Linked DNA regions of Homo sapiens: region 1 is linked to region 2. The links are chromatin contacts, found by Hi-C or POLR2A ChIA-PET in ENCODE. All regions are on one chromosome and are shown on one strand. Each heading gives the region's core, a stretch centred on a gene start or an enhancer-like site at or near the end of the contact. The rest is flanking DNA. Distances are from core to core; before and after follow the strand shown. Region 1 overlaps ZBTB7C (zinc finger and BTB domain containing 7C). Region 2 overlaps ZBTB7C (zinc finger and BTB domain containing 7C).

What was found. Hi-C counts contacts between places; a loop is a spot of excess contacts on that map. ChIA-PET counts read pairs that join two places held with the same protein, here RNA polymerase II (POLR2A). Pooled maps may share reads with other maps.
Region 1: a loop to region 2 is called in a map of heart left ventricle, with 2.4 times the contacts of the local background. The contact joins two enhancer-like sites. A Hi-C loop is called at or near these places in 2 of 168 maps with a recorded cell type or tissue (MCF 10A and heart left ventricle) and 2 of 50 pooled maps. POLR2A ChIA-PET finds 5 or more read pairs at or near these places in 1 of 52 experiments (SK-N-SH).

Annotation. Positions count from the first base shown.
Region 1 is chr18:48,183,947-48,188,635 of GRCh38, forward strand. ZBTB7C (zinc finger and BTB domain containing 7C) reads right to left here. Exons shown (of 5, transcript NM_001318841.2): 3 at 1,988-2,049. It also overlaps a transcript of ZBTB7C-AS1 not described here. Among named protein-coding and RNA genes, the nearest start is that of ZBTB7C-AS1, 24 kb to the left of the region's middle. RefSeq lists enhancers at 1,757-2,275, 2,276-2,793. Within about 2 kb of position 2,387, at least 3 of the 41 ENCODE cell types and tissues checked have a DNase peak (open chromatin) inside an H3K27ac peak, as active enhancers do.
Region 2 is chr18:48,033,131-48,038,055 of GRCh38, forward strand. The region is part of intron 4 of ZBTB7C (zinc finger and BTB domain containing 7C); the gene reads right to left. Among named protein-coding and RNA genes, the nearest start is that of SMAD2, 100 kb to the left of the region's middle. Within about 2 kb of position 1,286, at least 5 of the 41 ENCODE cell types and tissues checked have a DNase peak (open chromatin) inside an H3K27ac peak, as active enhancers do.

The DNA.
Region 1 (4,689 bases), core at 1,137-3,636, 150 kb after region 2:
AAGTGTTTCCTAAGAGCTCTCCCTGGATACATCACATCCCACTGAAAACTGACTCAGGCTCTGCTTCTAGGAAGCCCAACCTAAGTCAGTCACCAGTGGCTCAAAATGAAGCCCTCCAGCATCTTTTCAGAGGGTTGTCCCAGGAGTTGGAAGCACACGTGAGCCTTCCTCCTTGAAGGCAGCACCATAACCACCTTCCTGCCTTGCCGAAGACCACCAGTCTGACATAATACAGCCCACGAAAGCCAGCAACAGCAAAACATGGACATCCAGAACAGACAGAGTTCTGACAACTGGACCCCGTGGCGCAGCACAATGATGACTCTTCTTCCCCAGGATGAATAAGCAGGAGGCAAGGGCTGAGCCAAAAGGACCTGTTGCATAATCTGAGCAATGTCCAGTTATGTGCAGCGGAAAGTCAGTGTGGACGTCTTAGGCAGCTCTACCACTTACTAGCAGAGCAAACTAGAGCAAATATTGAATGATTCTGAGCCTCAGTTTCTTCATCTGCAAAATGGGAATACTGGATAGAGCCTTTGTAAAGCACCTATGAGGCAGTACCTTCAAGAGTGCTGCAAATTGCTCATCCAATGTGAATACTGGCTGTTGTTATGGAGATTTATAACTAGCTACCTTCTCCTGCTTGCTTGGGACAAATATTAATTAATCATCATTAAATAAATATATCCCAGCTGCCCCTCATCCTGAGCACAGTACCTAGAGCTCCCTGCGTGAGAAGTGGCTCTGGGGGAAAGGCAAGTGGACAATTGGGAGTGCTGTATTGGTGACTGTCCGCCAGGAGCTCAAGATGTGGCCCCATTACTGGCCTCACAGGGCTCTGGTGGCCCTTGGCTGCAGCTGTGTGGAGAATTTTCTCTCTCTCTCTCTCTCTCTCTGTCTTTCTCATTCCCTCTCTCTCTCTGAGACAAAGGGAGTATCTCCAATGCAGATTTCCTATAATCTACTCAGTGTATAGACTGATCTCAAATACAACCTCAAGTTTGTGAAAAATTCATGCAGCCATTTTCATATCGTGGAGTGGCCGACAAACAGGCAGAAACTAAATTTTATTTACATAGGTGAAGAATCCTTTATTCCATCCTGATTCTTTGCATCTGGACCATTCCTGAAGCCATGCCAAGCCCTCCAGCACCTGGCCCTGTCCAACCTCACCAGCATCTTCTCCCCTCCCACCCTCAGACCCATGCCTACACCATCCTCCACATAGGCATCCACCCCTGTTCCTTCCTTCCTGGAATGGCCTCCCTCCTCCATCAGTCCAGTTCAAGCCTCTCCTTCTCCAGGAAGTCTTCCCTAACCATTTCCCATCCCCAGCATTTCTGCCCGGGCCATGCCAGCCAGAGCTGGTGCACACACCTGGTCATAAAGTTCTTTGTCTCATATGCAGGTGTCTTCTCTTCCTGAACTGGACTGAAAGCTCCTCCAAAACAGAGCCAATGCCTGCTGCTTCTCGTGGATTTCCCAGAGCTTCCAGGTGCTGCCTGGCACCTGGTGATTAATGACATTCTCAGATTGATTAATGGATTGGTTCCTGTGACTGCACTTAGTTTAACACACTGTTAAATGGCCTCTATGAGAATTTACTGTTCTGAATAGGGGGTCAACCTAGCAGCAAACTTAGAACTGTACAAACTGTTTGTGGCCCCAAGTAAAAAAAAAATGCACATCTCTCTTTTTTCTAGAGTCCTGCTCTCCCGCACAGCAATCGAGTCAAGGGAGTGACTCTTTCATGAGCCAGTGGGAACATTCTCCACTTAGAGGGCAGAGCCAGGGTTCAAACCACCCTCCTCCAATTCAGTGCCTTACATTCCTGGGTTCAGCTCCACCCCAAGGGAGGAAGCTTCCAGAAGAAGAACCAAAAGCCAATCCCATCCAGGTCATGCTCTTTTCCCCTAACAGGGAAATCCACCCACTTCCCAGGAACATTGTTAAGCCACAGAACTAAAAAAGCAAAATTCATACTCACAAGCACCGATGCCTTAGTTTTAAATTTCAGGACACCAGTTTTTCTGCAAATCTGCTCATTTCCTGCAAAGAGAAGAAAGGGACGGAGAATCATATTAGCATCTGCTCTGGGTATCCTCAGCAGTTTCCCGGCCGACCTCAGGCTTCTGCACCTTCTCTGTGTTCTCACTCCCAGCAGCACTCTCCCCTCCCCAGGCACACTGCATGCTAGTTGGGTGGGTGCCCCTCGCTCCTCGCAGGATTCCACCCCTCCAGGCCCGTGGGCTCGGCCCACGCTGCCTCCCTCTCCCTCCCCGGCGCTGTGCCAGTCTCAGATTGACCACTGCCTCCAATTCCCTGAAGGCGCCCTGGCTTCTTCCCACTCCGGAGTGAGGCCTCCACTTCTGTAGCATGGGGTTGCCTAGCAACCCTGCGCGTGCAGCTCGGAAGGCCTTCCTAAATTGGACCTCACAGCACAGGGCATCTCCTTGTACAGCTGCCTGCATCTTAACAATCTGGCTCTGAATAATAACACAATGGTAATTGCATTCATGGACCCCAAACTACATTTAAATAATGTTCAAGAGCTGACACAAACCAACAAAGGCCAGAAAATGCATCGGGGAGGTTGACTGTAAGGCCAGGCAGGAACGTTCGGGGCGGGAGGGAGTTGACACCAAAGACTTGAGTTAATGACAACGCTAACCTGAACTGTGAATTCTCCTGCATTTCGCCTGAGTGTGTCATCACTGTAAAGTGTTGCAATGTGAGTCTGGGCAATTAACGCCCAGAGGCAGTGATGCTTCAAGACAGGATGCCCTTTAGTTCTGCTGATGCATACGTGGATTTTTGGAGGGAGTCAGGAAGTGGGGAGCTCCTTGGACAGGAGGGGAGACTGTTAATGAGTGATTTTAGTTGGCTTTTACAATCGTGGCTAAATACATTTTCGAAGGTGGGGAAATAACTTACCAAGCAAGGGCACAAAGCATTTGCTACCTCAGCGAGGGACAAATTCGACATGACTGATGCACTTCAGGATAAGAAGTGAAGGCAAAGAGGCCTTGACACTGGCTGAAGCGCAGACTGAGCAGCCTAGCTCGGAATGGGGAAAAGGGGTGGGTGCGAGAGGCCAGCTTTGATCTGTGTCCCTGGCAGAGGATACTGTGCAGCTCTGCTCAAGGGAGGAGGGTCTTAGCACACAAGCAGTGGCAAGCTGGCAATCTGCTCCTTGTGGAGCCTTAGCAGTGAGGGCCGGCAGATCAGCTCTGATCATTTGAAAGCTGGAAGCACTTTGTTTTTAAAAAGCTCAATCCTCCTGCAAGGGAATGGGGCAGATATCTGTACATCCACGTTCATCAGCATTGTTCACAATAGCCAAAAGACGGAGGGAAGTCAAACGTCTATTGGGAGAAGAATGGATAAACAAATGTGGTAAATACATACAGCAGAATTTTATTTAGCCTTAAAGTGGAAGGAAATTCGGATACAGGCTACAGCATGGATGAACCTCCAGGCCATTATGCTAAGTGAAATAAGCCAGTCACAAAAAGACAAATACTGTATGATTCCACTTATATGAGGTACCTAGAGAAGTCAAATCCATAAAGACAAGAAGTAGAAGGCCGGGCATGGTGGCTCATGCTTGTAATCCTAGCACTTTGGGAGGCCAAGGTGGGCAGATCACGAGGTCAGGAGATCGAGACCATCCTGGCTAACACGGTGAAACCCCGTCTCTACTAAAAATACACACACACAAAACTTTAGTCGGGTGTGGGGGCCGGTGCCTGTAGTACCAGCTACTCGGGAGGCTGAGGCAGGAGAATGGCGTGAACCCGGGAGGCAGAGCTTGCAGTGAGTCGAGATGGTGCCACTGTACTCCAGCCTGGGCAACAGGGCAAGACCCCGTCTCAAAAAAAAAAAAAAAAAAAAAAGACAGGAAGTAGAATGGTGGTTGCCAGGGGCTGGGCAGGGAGAGGAGAATGAGGAGTTATTGTTTAATGGGGACAGAGCTTCGTTTGAAAAGATGTAAAAGTTCTAGGATGGATGGTGGTGATGATTGCACAACAGTGTGAATGTACTCAATGAATTACACACTTAACAAATGGTTAAAATAAATATCCCCCTGCAACAATAGCACAGCATACACCTCCACACTGTTTCTCTGCAAGACTTCAGTCCATCTTCATTTTGGAAGTCAGAGTGGCCTGTGTCATTCACAAGCTTGGACAGGGAGACTCACTGGGACCAAAGGACATAATGGACAGTGTGACTGGGCCAGGGAGCCTGTATTAGTCTATTCTCATACTGATAATAAAGACATACCCGAGACTGGGTAATTTATAAAGGAGAGAGGTTTAATTGACTCACAGTTCTGCATGGCTGGGGAGGCTTCAGGAAACTTAAAATCATGGTGGAGGGGGAAGCAACACATCCTTCTTCACATAGTGGCAGCAAGGAGAATGCAGAGTGAAGAGGAGGAAAAGCCCCTTATAAAACCATTGGCTCTCGTGAGAACTCACTTGCTACCATGAGAACGGTATGGGGGAATCCAGCCCCATGATTCAATTATCTCCCACTGGGTCCCTCCCACAGAATCTGGGAATTATGGGAGTTACAATTCAAGATGAGATTTGGGTGGGGACACAGCCAAACTATATCAGAGCCCATGGCTCATAAGCATGGTGTTTGTGCAATGTGGCCTCAGACAGAGAGAGGGGTCTGAGC
Region 2 (4,925 bases), core at 36-2,535:
GACCAGACATCACTTCCCATTGTCCAGGGCAGATGGAGAGAATCTGGGTTTGCGTGAGCTAGATTCAACACACTTGGTGTAATTTCCTCACTTGGACACAGGCAGAAAGGAGGCTCAAAGAAGTTAAGAGCTTCCCAAAGGTATACAGCTGGTGGGGGCAAAGGAACCTGGGGGGCTACCTGGCTGTGGTTTGTTTGTAAGCTATTCTGGGGATGAGAAAGGATGGATTTTCACAGCAGGGATTCCCAACCTGAGGCCTAAGAGGACTGCTGCAGAAAGGGCAGACCAGAACAATCAAGAGAGGGCACCGGTAGCCAGCTTTCTGCCTCTGTGGCCAGAAGACTGGGGTATGCCAATGGGAGGAACTCAGCCCTAGGCAGGAGCTTTCCCTAATGGAGACATTTGTGGGAATGGGGGCAAGGGGTGGGAAGAGTAGGCAAAGCTCATGATAAGCCAGTGCTGGAAAAAACTTCAGAGGATCATCTAGTTTACCAGGCATACTTTACCACATTCTGATTCATGGTCTGAGTCAGTGGGCCCAGTAAGTGACACTATTAGCAGTACACTTCTCAGGACCTTGAAAACACTGATCTAATTACTTCCAAGATAAGGAAAGAAAGGACCAAAGAGGGAATGGTGTTCTAGGGCCACACAGCCTCCTTCTTTACACTGACCTTTCCTGTGGATACTGTGACGTGCATTGGAGCTGGAGGTGGTGCCGGGCACACTCCAAGAACTAGATCAGTTCCCTTCCCTGGTCTGGGCCTTAGTTTCCTGATCTCTAAAATGCGGGTTGGGCTGCATCCTTGGGGCCTCTAGTGCTCCATGAGTGTATGCATCTGGGTAATGGGCTTCTGCCAAATCTCCTTCTGGAGTCTGTTTGGCTGGCTGGCTTCCTTGCTGCTTCACATATTCAATCTGCCTGTGGAAGCAGCGTGAGTTTAGCTGGAATATGTTCTAGCTGGAATCTCAAGAGCTGAGCTCTTAGTTACTTCTCTGTAGGAATGGAGGTCTGGCAGTTCCACTTAAAACTTCCCAAGGCCCCCTTGTCCAATGGCCTGTGTGCTCACTTACCCCTTAGCATGGCTTTCTGGGCTCTTCACAAGCTCACTGCCATCTCCTCTGCCAGCTTCCTGCCTGCCCCCCATGGTACGCTGCCCCACACTCTGGGCAACTCTGCATCTTTGAACACCTGCAGGTATGAACTGGACTGCCGGTCCCCCAGTGCACAGCCCACCACATTACAGGGTGGATGCCCTGTAAACCCTGGCTCCTTCCCCGTGTGTGCATGTCTTGTGCTTGGACACTGATGCTCTATCCTTAGGGCCCTCCCAGAAGGCCAAGCCCAGAGCCAGGGTGCCCCTTCCTCCCAGCCCTCTTCCTCCCAGCCCTCCTCCTCCCAGCACTCCTCCCTGCACGTGGCATGGAGTTCTGGTACCTGCTTTGATGAGAACCTGTGGGATGCTCTTTCGTACTCTGCACAACACACAACACTGAATGTAGATAGAGAGGAGGCTCACTGCGCGTTTGGTGACTGACTAGTGGTGCCAATTTCAGAACTCTCCGACTACAAATCCAACATGCTCCCCTCTGGCCCTGGTCCCCTTGTCTGCCATCTCGTTCCATCTCTCTGCATCAGGGACAGCCAAGGACATATGCACCCAAGCCTCGGTCTACATGCCTCCTTTCAGCCTGGAGAGCTCATCGTCGGGAAAGTCATGTGAGTCCTCATGAGCTCATTCCCAGAATCAAAGAAAAGGGCTGTGGGGCCTTGGCCTGAGGTCTGTGGCCTCCAGAAAGGCTCCCAATCAGGATAATGCTTTCCCAGCAGCCTCTACCTGGACTTCTTGTAACCCGATGGTTTGAGACACACTCTTCCTGCTACCACTGCTAATGCCATTACATTATCTTAATAGGGTTCCCAGAGCTGCCAGGAGTGGGAGGACTACAAAGAAAATAGAGGGAAGACAAAAGCCAGGCTGCTGGCTTATCTGGAGAGCAGGCAGCTGTGGGGGCACAAAGGTGGTCAGCATTCGGCTGGCACTGGAGGAGGCAGGTGGAGACTAAAAGGCACAGCCTTCGGGGTTCAGCGGAACTGGAAAGCGTGCCTTGTCAGAGAGTGACTGCGGTGCAGAGGTCGTCCATCCCCACCCAGGACGGTGTGCTCTATGGGACCTCTGCTGTCTCTGGGCCAGTCTGTTTTCATTTTGCAGTTTCTTGCCTTCACTACTGTCCCCATCAGGCATGGCTGGGGCATCTCTGGGAGCCAGGCTGTGACAGGATGCAGGGGCTCCAGGAGGGAGACCAGCCAGCCATGCTCTCTAGGAGCTACTAACAGAAGGGCTGGGGGAGGCAAGGGGCAAGTCTCTATGGCCTGCAATCAAGGACCCATGTGGTGGGAATTAAGAGGCGGAAGATGCACAGGCTTTCACAGGGCCCAGGGCCAGGCCCAGTTGGCAGTGATGGCTGCAGATGGGGCAAAAAGGTGTGCGGGGGCCACCTGGACCTGGGATGTCCGTGGGCAGGGAAAATACCCACCAAGCATAGCAGTGTCCCTGTGCATGAAGACAAATGCTTTATCTTCCTGAGATCACATGCTCCCTGTTCTTCTAGGCCCTTCCTAGGCATCACCTCTGGCCGAAGCCTGCCATCCTAACCTTTGGCTCCTGGCTTCCAGACTTTCTGGGAAGAGAAGGGAAAGGATTCCTGATGAAGAGGATCTAAGGTAATCTTGGTCCAGACTGCCTCTGCCCTATGACCTGGAGCTGTTTCTGTGTCCCAAGTCAGACCTGAAAGGGACAGGAGCTGCCTCTGTGGCCAGCACAGGCACAAGCCTTTCCCAGGAGGAAAACGGTGTCTTTGAACTAAACCGAGGGAGTGCACAGGCAAAGGGAGCCCAAGTGGCTATGGGGTGACCAGAGCTAGGAAGGGACAGCATGGGGCCAAAGAAATAGTTTGGTTGATGCCGTTGAGGCCCTGCCTAGGGAGATTTCATATTTGGAACAGATCAGTGGTGGGACACCTGGTAGGACTGGCTGGAATCTAGAGCTGCCTCAGAGGTGAGGTTCCTGACACCAAAGAACAGACAATACCATTGTGGGGCGGCCTCTGTCCCTCCTCTCTAGACCCACAGAATGACAGCAGCAGGCAGGGCCTTAGGGGTGAAGGGGCTCTGCTGGAAGGATTCCCATGTCCTCCCCCTGGGTTGTGGCTGCTGAGGTCATTAGTACGTCCCCGTGGGGTGTGGACATTCTGGGAGCTGGCATCTGGGAGGCTGTGACTCAGAGCCTGGGCTGAAGGGCTACCATGCAGGGGAAGGGCAGGCCTCTCCAGCACCCCATGGGGTGGGGCGGGGAGGGTGTCACAAGACCCTGAGCTCTTCCCAACATCAAGGAGGGAGGAAATGGGGCTTTGCCAGGGCAGAAGCTCAGCTGTGATGAAGGAAAGACTCGGGTTCCAGAAGGGGAAATGGAAATCATGTCCGAGAGAAGGACCTGAGGGCAGCATGTCTGGGTCCTTGCTGCGGGGACAAGAGTGACATGACAGGGCCCAGTCTCAGGAAGTGGCGTGGCCTTGGAAGGGAGTCTGGGAATTCTGCGTCAACGAGGCAGCCGTCTCTGCTCTAAGTGGCTGCTGAAGAGCTTCCAGGTGGAAGGGGCAGGTGTTAGGAATCGCGTTGGGGAATTCAGCCAAAAATAAGGTCCCCGTGGAAAGGCTGCAGGGAGCCTTGGCCACAGGGAGAATTACAGGAAAACCTCAACCTGGACAGACCACGCTTGGGGCTCTTCAAGCACGGAAAAGAATCCTTGCCGGGCAGTTCCAGAGATGGGGTGAGAAGCAAAGGCCCAGTGATTCTGAAGAATGTGAGGGGGAGGAGAGTGGGGAGTGTCCCACAAGGACAGCCACAGCCCACAGTGAGCAATAAAGCCTCTGAAGGGAGGCAGGCTGGAGCCATCTCCTCCACCCTGCCTTTCCCCAGCTCGGGGTTTCTCTCCTCCTGGGAAGAGAAGGACCCAAGAGCTTGTCTGATCTTTTTCGGGAGGGTCAGAGACCAGTGGGAACAAGTGGTGGGGGTGCTGAGGGGGCTGCAATGCAGCAGCTTCAGCTGGAGACAGGCCTGGGGCCAGATGGCCGTCATTCTGGAGCAGGAGGAACCCAAGGCCAGATGGCTGGATGACCAGAGCTGCCCCACTGCCTATCATCTGGCTGGGAGTGGGGACTGCAGACAGAGAGGCCACCCCAAGTGACCATCAGGAATGTGCTGGGAGGGAGGAACCTGGAATGTCACCCTCCTATACAACACAGCACTGCTGCCCAAACCAGGACGCCCACTCCCAGAGAATGTCCCAGGGTCCAGAGGGTGAGAAGTCTGTCTGCAGTGACTACGCACGGTTAAAACCTTCCCTTAAAACAGGGTGCACAGACTGTCCAGACCTGGCGTGGACCTCACAGAAGGCTGTGCGTGGGGAAGGCCCAGAGGAAAGGGAGTGGGGAAGAAGGGAGATGGGGTCTCAGGGTGCCAGCAGGGCCACCGTGCGATATCCTGAGACACAGATAGATCCTTTTGGAATTGGAGTCACCAGCCTCGGTCTCCCCTGAAGGGAGAGGTGCTCCTGTTAGCCATCTGCCAAGGGGGCAGGCATGGGCAGTTAGGGAGGCAGAGCCTGCGTTGGCAGGAGAGGGCGCTCCAGGCTGATAACATGGCTGGCTTTCCTGATCTGGCCTGTGAAGAGCTTCCTGGCATCCTTAAAGTCATATGCAGGGGCTGGGACTCTCGGGCTGAAGCCAGGCCCCCCGTGAAGATGGGTGAGCTGTACTTGAATCTGGCTTTCACACGGTGCTCTGGCTTATCTCCCTCGGTATTCCTGTGCTTTTGCCAAGCCTTGTTCAGGTGTTCTGCCTGGTTCTGTGGGGCTAAGGTGAAT